Linked DNA regions of Homo sapiens: region 2 is linked to region 1. A link is an interaction called in ENCODE POLR2A ChIA-PET data of the cell type or tissue named here. Cell type or tissue: PC-3. All regions are shown on one strand. Each heading gives the region's core, and the rest is flanking DNA. Links, peaks and the distances in the headings are about the cores only.

Region 1 (5,368 bases), core at 624-4,623:
AAACCTATGAGGTATGAGCTAGCAGTGACTGGGTCAAAAGGCCCTCTAAGCCAATGGTTCTCAAACTCCACTGTGATCAGAATCATTGGGAGGATTTACTGAAACAGAATGCCAGGCCCTAGTGCCCGCTTTGGATTCAGCAGGTCTGGGGTAGGGTCCAAGAATGTGCATTTCTAACAAGTTTCCAAATAATGCTGCTTCTGGTCTGAGACCACGCTTTGAGAACCACTGCTGTTAGCATTGTTAAAGACCTTGGACTGTATTTTACCCAATGGTTTTCTTTTCTTTTTTTTTTTCCCCCAAGATGGAGTCTCACTGTGGCACCCAGGCTGGAGTACACTGGCATGATCTCGGCTCACTGTAACTTCCACCTCCCAGGATCAAGCAATTCTCCCTGCCTCAGCCTCCTGAGTAGCTGGAATTACAGGCGCCCACCATAGTGCCCGGCTAATTTTTGTATTTTTTTAGTAGAGACGGGGTTTCACGATGTTGGTCAGGCTGGTCTTGAACTCCGGACCTCAAGTGATCTACCCACCTCGGCCTCCCAAAGTGCTGGGATTACAGGCATGAGCCACCAGCCGGCCGGTTTTCAAACCTAGATGCACATCTGAATCAGCTGAGGCTATTTAAAAAATGGAAGTTCCTAAACATTCACACGAGTGAATGAATAGCTCTGGGATGGGGTCCTGGAACCTGCGTTTTTACCAAGTTCCCCAAGTGATTTAGATATAACCAATGGCCATTTAACAACCTTGGCAAAAATTAACTGAAAAGTTTTAAGCAAGGAAATATCATGGTCAGATCTGAATCTTGGACAGCTATCCCTGGTCTTGAAGAATCTGGCTCTGAAATTCCAGCCCAGACAGCTCCATCTTCTACTATGGGTGGATCTGGGACCCTTCTACCTGAATGGGGTTAAGCAGAGCCTTGTTGGATTCTGAGGAGATTGCAGTATGTCCTTCGCTGATAAGGGTCATCCTGCCGTAAGAGCAGAAAGAGGCCCCTGCATCCCAGGCAGCTGTTCCCCATGAGCTCCCTTCAACCAAAACCCAGAAAACTCTGAGAAGTTTAGGATCTCTTTGGTCCAACTCAAAGGTGGCTAGAGGCAGAGATCCTGGAAAGGAGGCAGAGGGTAGCACCTGTTAAAAGCTCACTGATTCTGGCTGGCTGCAATGGCTCACGCCAGTAACCCCTGCATTTTGGGAGGCCAAGGCAGGAGGATCGCTTGAGGCCAGAAGTTCAAGACCGAACTGAGCAAGACAATGTTTCTACAAAAAAAAAAAAAAAAAAAAAAGACGAAGAATAAGCCCACTGATTCATTCACACAGTGGAAAACTGCAGCTTGCAGACTGACATAGGAATCTCTGTGTGGTGGACCGGCCCCACACCACCAGACACAAGAGGCTGGGAAGATGAATATACTAAATACGCGGCACCCACCCCTAGCCCAACCAAAACTCTGGACAGAGCCGTTAGAGGTAGAACGTTATAGGAGGGCTGCAGGCTCTGCGTGGTTATTTAGCACTCACTTCTCTGGACTGTTAGCCCTCTCGGGTACTCCTGCGGATCTAGAGCAGCCGGTTCCCAGTCATCGGTGTTTCGTTCCAACCAGGAGATGAGGGCTGGTTTGGGACCTGCGCACCCTGGGGAAAGAGAACAAATCAGAAGGCCAGCTCCTAGATCACGCCGAGTAGTATCTCCCCGACGGCACCTCCTGCTAAGCCCCTGCCCACCTCCCCTGACAACCTGGTCGCCTGCCAGGACCGTGGCCTCCCTGCCTACACCCTCTCCGGCTCCTGCATCCCTTCGCGCCCCGCGGCAGCGGATGGGGCCGGCCTCACCGAGCGCGCCCAGGTGACCGTAGGTCTCCCGCATCACGTCCCGGTACAGGGCCCTCTGCGCGGGCCGCAGGCAGCCCCACTCCTCCGGGGAGAAGTACACGGCCACGTCCACGAACTTCAGAGCCCTCGGCCTCCTGCCCCTTTTCCGACTGGGTCTGGCCTTTCCTGGTCCCTGCGCAGGGAGCGGAGCCGAAGGTGGCGCCATGGGACCCGAGAAGCCGGCGCCACGGCCTTCCGTGTCCAGGCCTCGGCCCTCGGGCGCTGGCGGCCCCTGGGATCGAGGAGCCCCTGCCGGACCAGGGCTGAGCGTGGCCGGGGAGGCCCGGAGGGAATCGGAATTGGTCGCCCGCGGGGCTAACGGAAACCTTTTGCTGTTATTCAGGAAACTCCTGCCCGAACTTGGGTGAAAGGCACCGGAAGATGCCTTCGGGGAAAATGGCGGCGCTGCTACCGCACCGCCTTTGCCTGGAACACAGGCAGCTTCCAGCTATCGATTTTATTGACCGGAGCGCCATGCCGGCTTCCTAACCTCTTTGCCCTCAAGTGTAATGGCGCTGCGATTGGGCTTCACGCCGTCTTTTTTCCCCTCCCCAATACGCGCGTTCATTGGACGAGAGCCGAAGATCGAGCGTTCTGATTGGGTGCTAGCAAAGGCGGTCCGTTTGAACGAAGCCAAGAGCTGCATAAGGGCAGGAAGCTGGACTGCTAGGATCAGGCGACTACAAGGAGTTGTGAAGCGACTTGCACCGACCTGGGGGCAGCAAGAGGCCCCGGGGCTGCTTTCCGCTGTTCGACTCTGGCAGGCTCAGCCAATCACTGAAGGAGGGAACGATTTGAGCGATGGAGCCACTCTGGCCGAGTTAGAGCTGAGATTATCCTGAGTTCCTTTTACTGGTGTTCTCAGAGCATCCTTGACTTTGGAGAATGGTTATCTTCTTTGTTTGCCCTTTAGGGGAGGGAATTATGGTTAGCATTTCCTGGGGGCAGGCGCCATGCCCAGCATATTACATATTTCATCTTTATTATTTTTTATTTTTATTTTATTTATTTATTTTTGAGACAGAGTCGTGCTCTGTCGCCCAGGCTGGAGTGCAGTGGCGAAATCTCGGCTCACTGCAGCTTCCACCTCCCACGTTCAAGCGATTCTCCTGCCTCAGCCTCCCGAGTAAGTGAGATTACAGGCGCGTGCCACCACTCCTGACTAATATTCATATTTATTAGCAGAGATGGGGTTTCACCATGTTAGCCAGGCTGGTCTCGAACTTCTGACCTCAAGTGATTCACCCACCTCGGCCCCACGAAGTGCTAGGATTACAGGCGTGAGCCACTATGCCCGGCCTTATTTTTATTTTTTTGAGACAGGGTCTCACTCTGTTACCCGGGCGGGATGGAATGCAGTAGTGCAATCTCAGCTCACTGCAGCCTCTAACTCCTGGGCTCAAGCAATCGTCCTGCCTCAGCCTTCAGAGTAACTGGGACTACTGGTGTGCACTACCACGCCTGGCTAATTTTTTATGTTATTTGTTGAGTCAGGGTTTCCCTGTGTTGCCCAGGCTGGTCTCGAACCCTTAGGCTAAGTGATCCTCCTGCCTCGTCCTCCCAAAGGGCTGGGATTACTGGCATAAGCCACAGCACCGGAGCCATTAGTTATTCGCTTTTTTTTTTTGAGACTGGGTCTCATTCCGTTGCCCAGGCTGGAGTGAAGGCATGCACCCACAGTGCTCTGCTAATTTTTTGTATTTTTGGTAGAGACGGTGTTTCGCCATGTTTCCCAGGCTGGTCTCGAACTCCTGAGCTCAAGCAATCCGCCCACCTCGGTCTCCCAAAGTGCTGGGATTACAGGAGTGAGCCACCACACCCAGCCCGTTATTAATTCTTTACTAGCATTTTGTGAACCAATGGTTATCATCCTGGTTCTACTAATGAAGAAACGATCTCAGAGGGATTCCATGAGTTTCCAGGGCCATACTGCTAGTAAGGAGTGGGGAATAAAGATTTAAACCTGGGGCAGACAGAGCCTTTATTCATACCACTGATAGGCATCCTTCCTTCACAGTATCCTAATTTGCTTGCTAAACCAGGAATCCACCTGAGCTCTTGTTTTCTTCTCAAGTTCAATATTCTGCATAATCTCCCTACATTATTTTCACGTGACATTTGTTCAACGTACAAAGCATAGTGCTAGGCAATTGGGAGAGCGTACATAAATAAGTCATAGGCCATGCTTTGAATGGAGCTTACAGTCTAGTAAAGCATATAAATTCACAATGAATCATAACAGAATGATACAAGCATGTATGTGAAAGGCACTGAACTGAAAATTGCTGATGGAACAAGCCAGCACCCACCCCATTAGCCTCCACATTTTTTTTTTTTTTTTTTTTTTGAGACGGAGTCTCGCTCTGTCACCCAGGCTGGAGGGCAGTGGCGCCATCTCGGCTCACTGCAAGCTCCGCCTCCCGGGCTCACGCCATTCTCCTGCCTCAGCCTCCCGGGTAGCTGGGACTACAGGCGCCCGCCACCACGCCCAGCTAATTTTTTGTATTTTTAGTAGAGACGGGGTTTCACCATGTTAGCCAGGATGGTCTTGATCTCCTGACCTCGTGATCCACCCGTCTCAGCCTCCCAAAGTGCTGGGATTACAGGCGTGAGCCACTGTGCCCAGCCCTTTTTTTTTTTTTTTTTAGACGGAGTCTTGCTCTGTTGCCCAGGCTAGAGTGCAGTGGTGCAAACTCGGCTCACTGCAACCTTGGCCTCCCGGGTTCAAGTGATTCTCCTGCCTCAGCCTCCCGAGTAGCTGAGATTACAGGCACCCGCCACTTTGCTCGGCTAATTTTTGTATTTTTAGTAGAGACGGGATTTCACCATCTTGGCCAGGCTGGTCTCGAACTCCTGACCTCATGATCCAACCACCTCTGCCTCCCAAAGTGCTGGGATTACAGGCATGAGCCACCACGCCCGCCCTAGCCCCTACTTCTATGTATGTGTTATACTGCAGAGTTTCACCAGCTCAATGCCACCCCCAAGGGTCCTGCGAGCAGGAGAATACACCATTTGCCATGTCTCTTAGCTAGTGACATGCACATCTATCTCTCTAACCCTTTAATCAATATTGTAAAGCATATACTATGGGCAAAACACTAACCTCAAAGCTTTCAAGGAATAAAGACAAACAATGTGGCAGGAAAAGTCACAAAATTAGAAGGCAATGAGGCCGGGAGCAGTGGCTCACACCTGTAATCCCAGCAGTTTGGGAGGCCGAGGTGGGTGGATCACGTGAGGCCAGGAGTTCAAGACCAGCCTGGCCAACATGGCAAAACCCTGTCTCTACTAAAAATACAAAAATTAGCCGGGCTTGGTGGCACATGCCTATAGTCCCTGCTACTTGGGAGGCTGAGGCATGAGAATTGTTTTCTGTTTTGTTTTGTTTTGTTTTGTTTTGAGACGGAGTTTTGCTCTTGTTCCCCAGGCTGAGTGCAATGGAGCAATCTCGGCTCACCACAACCTCCGCCTCCCGGATTCAAACG
Region 2 (4,684 bases), core at 685-4,684, 430 kb before region 1:
AGCATGCTACCATGCTAAGGGCAGAAACTCCAAGTGGAAGTGACTTCCCAAAGACAGCATGTTACGTGTGTCATTCTAGGGCCACACTTTCTCCATGGAGAAGGCGGAGGGGGTAGGGAAAGTTGCCAGCACACTCCAGCCTGGTTCCTGGCACTGTGCCCAGCATTTATAGCTAGTTTCCATTAGTCCTCATCCTCTATAAAGTGAGGGCCACTGTGCACCTGTCCTAGATGAGGAAAACGCACCTGGCCAGGGACAGTAAGGAGATGCTGAAACCAAGGTTATCAGGGGTGCCTGACCCCACCATGCTCCACAGCCTCCTTTGGGCAAGACAGACTAGGGAAGCTCTGTGAACCTTGCTAAAGACATTGGACTTTGGCCGGGCATGGTGGTTCACGCTTGTAATCCCAGCACTTTGGGAGGCCCAGGTGGGTAGATCACCTGAGGTCAGAAGTTCAAGACCAGCCTGGCCAACATGGTGAAACCCCCTCTCTACTAAAAATACAAAAATTTGCCAGGCAAGGTGGCATGCACCGTAATCCCAGCTACTCGGGAGGCTGAGTCAGGAGAATCGCTTGAACCTAGGAGGCGCAGGTCACAGTGAGCAGAGATTGTACCACTGTACTCAAGCCTGGGTGACAGTGAGACTCTGTCTCAAAAAAAAAAAAAATAAATAAATAATAAAAATAAAAAGAGGAGTAATGATTTGATTCCAACACTTCAGTCTACCTCTACTGTAGGTATCTGGCTCCTTGGAAGGGCCTCTGGTCCTGTCTCCCTCCAGGGTAGGTGTAATCAGAACTTTTTCAGCTGCAAGTGCCAGGAATCCAACTCATACTTCTTGGCTTACGTGAAAAAGAAGTGCATTGCCTTATACAACAGGAAAGTTAAGGGTTTCAGGCACAGCTTGATCCAGACACTCAAATGATCTCAAGAATATGTCTCTTCATATCTGGCCTCTTCAGGCCTCTGTGTAGACCCATCCTAGCCAGCTTTTTGCTGTTTTTTTTGTTTTTGTTTTTTGTTTTTTTTTTTTTGAGACAGAGTCTTGCTCTGTCGTCCAGGCTGGCGTGATCTCGGGTTACCAAAACTCCCACCTCCTCAGTTCAAACTATTCTCCTGCCTCAGCTTCCCAAGCAACTGAGACTACAGGTGCACACCACCATGCCTGGCTACTTTTTATATTTTTAGTGGAGACAGGTTTTGCCATGTTGGCCAGGCTGGTCTCAAACTCCTGGCCTCAGGTGATCTGCCTGCCTCGGCCTCCCAAAGTGCTGGGATTACAGGCGTGAGCCACTGCACCTTGCTCTGACCAGCTTTTCCTGCATACCAACAAGATATCACCAGCAGTGCTGGGCTTACATCCTATCAGCTTCCTAACTCCCAGTGGAGAGAGGGCATCTTTTTCACAGCAGCTCCAAGGTGAGTCTTGGGCACAAGATGAATCAAGTGCCCATCCCTGAGCCAATGAAAACAGGTTGCTTTGGTTGGGAAGCACAGGCCATGTGAATACGCCAGGTCCCCTCCTGAACCTCATGGAGTGCCTGTGAGGAGAGGTTGGTTCCCCAAAAGAAAATCCAATAAAGAGGCGACGGGACCAGGCACGGTGGCTCATGCCTGTAATTGCACCACTTTGGGAGGCTGAGGCAGGAGGATTGCTTGAGCCCAGGAGGTCGAGACCCACCTAGGCCACATAGTGAGATCCCGTCTCTACCAACAATTTAAAAAATTAGCTAGGTGTGTTGGGCATGTGCCTCTGGTCCCAGGTACTCGGGAGGCTCTGAGGATGGATGGGAGGATCGCTTGAGCGTGGGAGGTTGAGGCTGCAGTGAGCTGTGATCGTGCCATTGCACCCCAGCCAGAGGGAGACCCTGTCTCAAAAAAAAAAAAAAAAAAAAAAAGAGAGAGGCAATGGTAAGAGCTAAACCAGCAGGAACAAGAGAGGCAAAGGTCCCCCTTTTTTTTCTTTTAATTGAAACTGGGTCTCCCTCTGTCACCCAGGCTGGAGTGCAGTGGTGCAATCATAGCTCACTGTTAGCCTGGAACTCCTGGGCTCAAGCGAACCTCCCACTTCAGCCTCCTAAGCAGCTGAGAACACAGGCACATGCCACCACAGCTGGCTAATTTCATTTTTTTTTTTTTTAAGAGATGGGGTCTTGCTATGCTGCCCACACTGGTCTCAAACTCCTAGGCTCAAGTGATTCTCGCCGCTCCTGGGCAAATGCCCTCTGACATCCCTTATAAGGACACCCTTTGAAAAGGTTGTCCCCCTCTCAAACATGGAGAGCCTTGCCAGGGCCTTCCCCACTCACTGCTGTAACTAATTCTTATGCTGCATGGACATCTGCTTCCCAGAACCTCCACCCACCAGCCTTGCCCCTGACCTTTGTGGCAGCCCCAAGGCTGCCCACCCCTTCCCCTGCTGCAGCCCACTTGGCCTCTGAAAGCAGCACTGTCTGCCTGCACCTTGCCCTCTCCAGGGCCGTCAGGCTCGCCACCTTCAGGAGCCTAGTTTTCAGGTCCTTCACCAATGCCCTCGTCCTGTGGGTGGACATGAGGCCCTCCAGAGCTGAAGGCAGTGTGTGCTTCAGTTTCTGCATCTGTAAAATGGAGATAGTATTTGCTACCCAGGGGTGCTATGAGGATTACATGAACATAGTATAGTGTCTAGAACAGTGCCCAGCACATAGTAGGCACTCAATAAAAGCCAGTTATTATTCCTGTCACTTCTGTGGGAGACGGCACATCAGAGTACCCACCTTATCTCGGTCTAGTCCCGTCCAGTCGCAGGCCTTTGAGTACAGTACAGCCCTAAGGTTTTTACAATTGAATAATCTATAAAAGATTTACAGATTTATTGTCTCATTTGAGCCTAGTAACTTTTTTGTTGTTGTTGAGATGGAGTCTTACTCTGTTGCCCAGGCTGGAGTGCAATGGCACAGTCTTGGCTCACTGCAACCTCTGCCTCCTGGGTTCAGGCGATTCTTCTGCCTCAGCCTCCCGAGTAGCTGGGACTACAGGCGCACACCACCATGCCCAGCTAATTTTTTTTTTTTTGAGACGGAGTTTCACTCTTGTTGCCCAGGCTGGAGTGCAATAGTGCCATCTCAGCTCACTGCAACCTCCGCCTCCCAGGTTCAAGCAATTCTCCTGCCTCAGCCTCCAGAGTAGTTGGGATTACAAGCATGCACCACCATGCCCGGGTAATTTTTTTTTTTTTTTTTTTTTGAGATGGAGTCTCGCTCTGTCACCCAGGCTGGAGTGTAGTGCCACGATCTCGGCTCACTGCAACCTCCGCCTCCTGGGTTCACACCATTCTCCTGCCTCAGCCTCCCAAGTAGCTGGGACTACAGGCGCCTGCCACCATGCCTGGCTAATTTTTTGTATTTTTAGTAGAGAGGGGGTTTCACCATGTTAGCCAGGATGGTCTCCATCTCCTGACCTCGTGATCTGCCCGCCTTGGCCTCCCAAAGTGCTGGGATTACAGGCGTGAGGCACTGCGCCCGGCCAGAGCCTCATAACTTTGTGAGGTGGGCAGTTCAAATCTTATTAATTCCCCATTTACCAATGACAAAATGAGGTTCAGAGAGATTAGCCCTCTTGGCCAAGATCGCACAGCCAGTCAGTGGCAGAGGTGGGACTTGAACCCGTCCCTTGCTGTTCCTTGAACTTCTCCACACGACAGGGCTGTCCCTCAGCCTACAGGTCACCCCTCTAGCCTTGCCTGTTGGCTCTTCCTAATCCTTTCAGGCCCAGCCCAGATACTTTTTAAACAAGAATGATGAGAGCTAACTTTTTTTAAAATGAGACGGTCTTGCTCTTTCACCCAGAGAAGACTGGGTGATAACAGTGGCTCAATCTTGGCTCACTGCAGCCTCTGCCTCCAGGGTTCAAGCTATTCTCATGCCTTAGCCTCCTCAGTAGCTGGGATTACAGGGGTGCATCACTACACCACGCTAATTTTTGTATTTTTAGTAGAGATGCGGTTTTACCATGTTGGCCAGGCTGGTCTCGAACTCCTGACCTCAGGTGATCCGCCAGCCTTGGCCTCCCAAAGTGCTGGGATTACAGGCGTGAGTCACTACGCATGGCTGAGAGCTAACGTTTATTAAGCACCCGCCACTTTCTAGATGAGGTCCTTACTGACTTCCTTGGGTTATTTTAGGTAATCATCCCCATACCTCTTACGTGGCAGGTATGACTGTTACAGAGGGAGAAACCGAGGCTGAGAAAGGCTAAGTAGCGGCCACACCTCACTCAGCAGGTGACAGGCTGCGGTCGCACTCATGACATAGTCTGACTCTAGAGCAGGCCTTTCCTGCCCGCTGTTGCTGCCTCCAGAAGCCTCTCTGAATCCAAGGGTGGGAACTATTCCTCCTTGCCCTCGAGCCTTCGCCAAAGCCAGGGCTTGGAGCGGCCGTGGGCTCCTCCTCCTTCCCCCAGGCTGGGCTCTTCAGGGGCGGAAACCTGCCTGGCTTGCCTGCCTTGCTCGACCCTGTAGCCCCTGGCACGAAGTAGGTGCCCGTGATGCCGGATTATTTCAGCAGGAGGGCAGGGGTGTTCCCGATGAAGCCAGGAGATCCAGGGAGGAGAAGCGACTCCCGGGGCCACCCATGCTTAGATCTCAGAGCCAGGCAAGAGCCAGGTCCCGGGGGTCCAGGAGCGCGCTCGGGGCTCCTCCTCG

What was found. Peaks named below come from ENCODE experiments on the same cell type or tissue, not always from the same donor. Only the 100,000 strongest peaks of a DNase experiment are listed, where the experiment ranks them.
Region 2: POLR2A ChIA-PET joins it to region 1 with 11 read pairs; 3 of 35 experiments call an interaction of 5 or more read pairs at or near these places.

Annotation. Positions count from the first base shown.
Region 1 is chr16:30,607,996-30,613,363 of GRCh38, forward strand. ZNF689 (zinc finger protein 689) reads right to left here and starts at 2,394. Exons shown (of 3, transcript NM_138447.3): 1 at 1,842-2,394; 2 at 1,530-1,643. The coding sequence starts at 2,046. LOC124903678 (a long non-coding RNA gene) reads left to right here and starts at 2,479. Exons shown (of 2, transcript XR_007065051.1): 1 at 2,479-2,768. RefSeq lists a silencer at 2,084-2,133 and an enhancer at 2,421-3,390. In PC-3, for the core only: a CTCF peak has its summit at 2,065; a DNase peak (open chromatin) is centred at 2,456; H3K4me3 peaks cover 1,818 bases; H3K27ac peaks cover 585 bases.
Region 2 is chr16:30,178,500-30,183,183 of GRCh38, forward strand. No RefSeq gene overlaps it. Among named protein-coding and RNA genes, the nearest start is that of CORO1A, 2.8 kb to the right of the region's middle. RefSeq lists an enhancer at 3,856-3,965. In PC-3, for the core only: no CTCF peak of the experiment used is centred there; no DNase peak of the experiment used is centred there; H3K4me3 peaks cover 423 bases.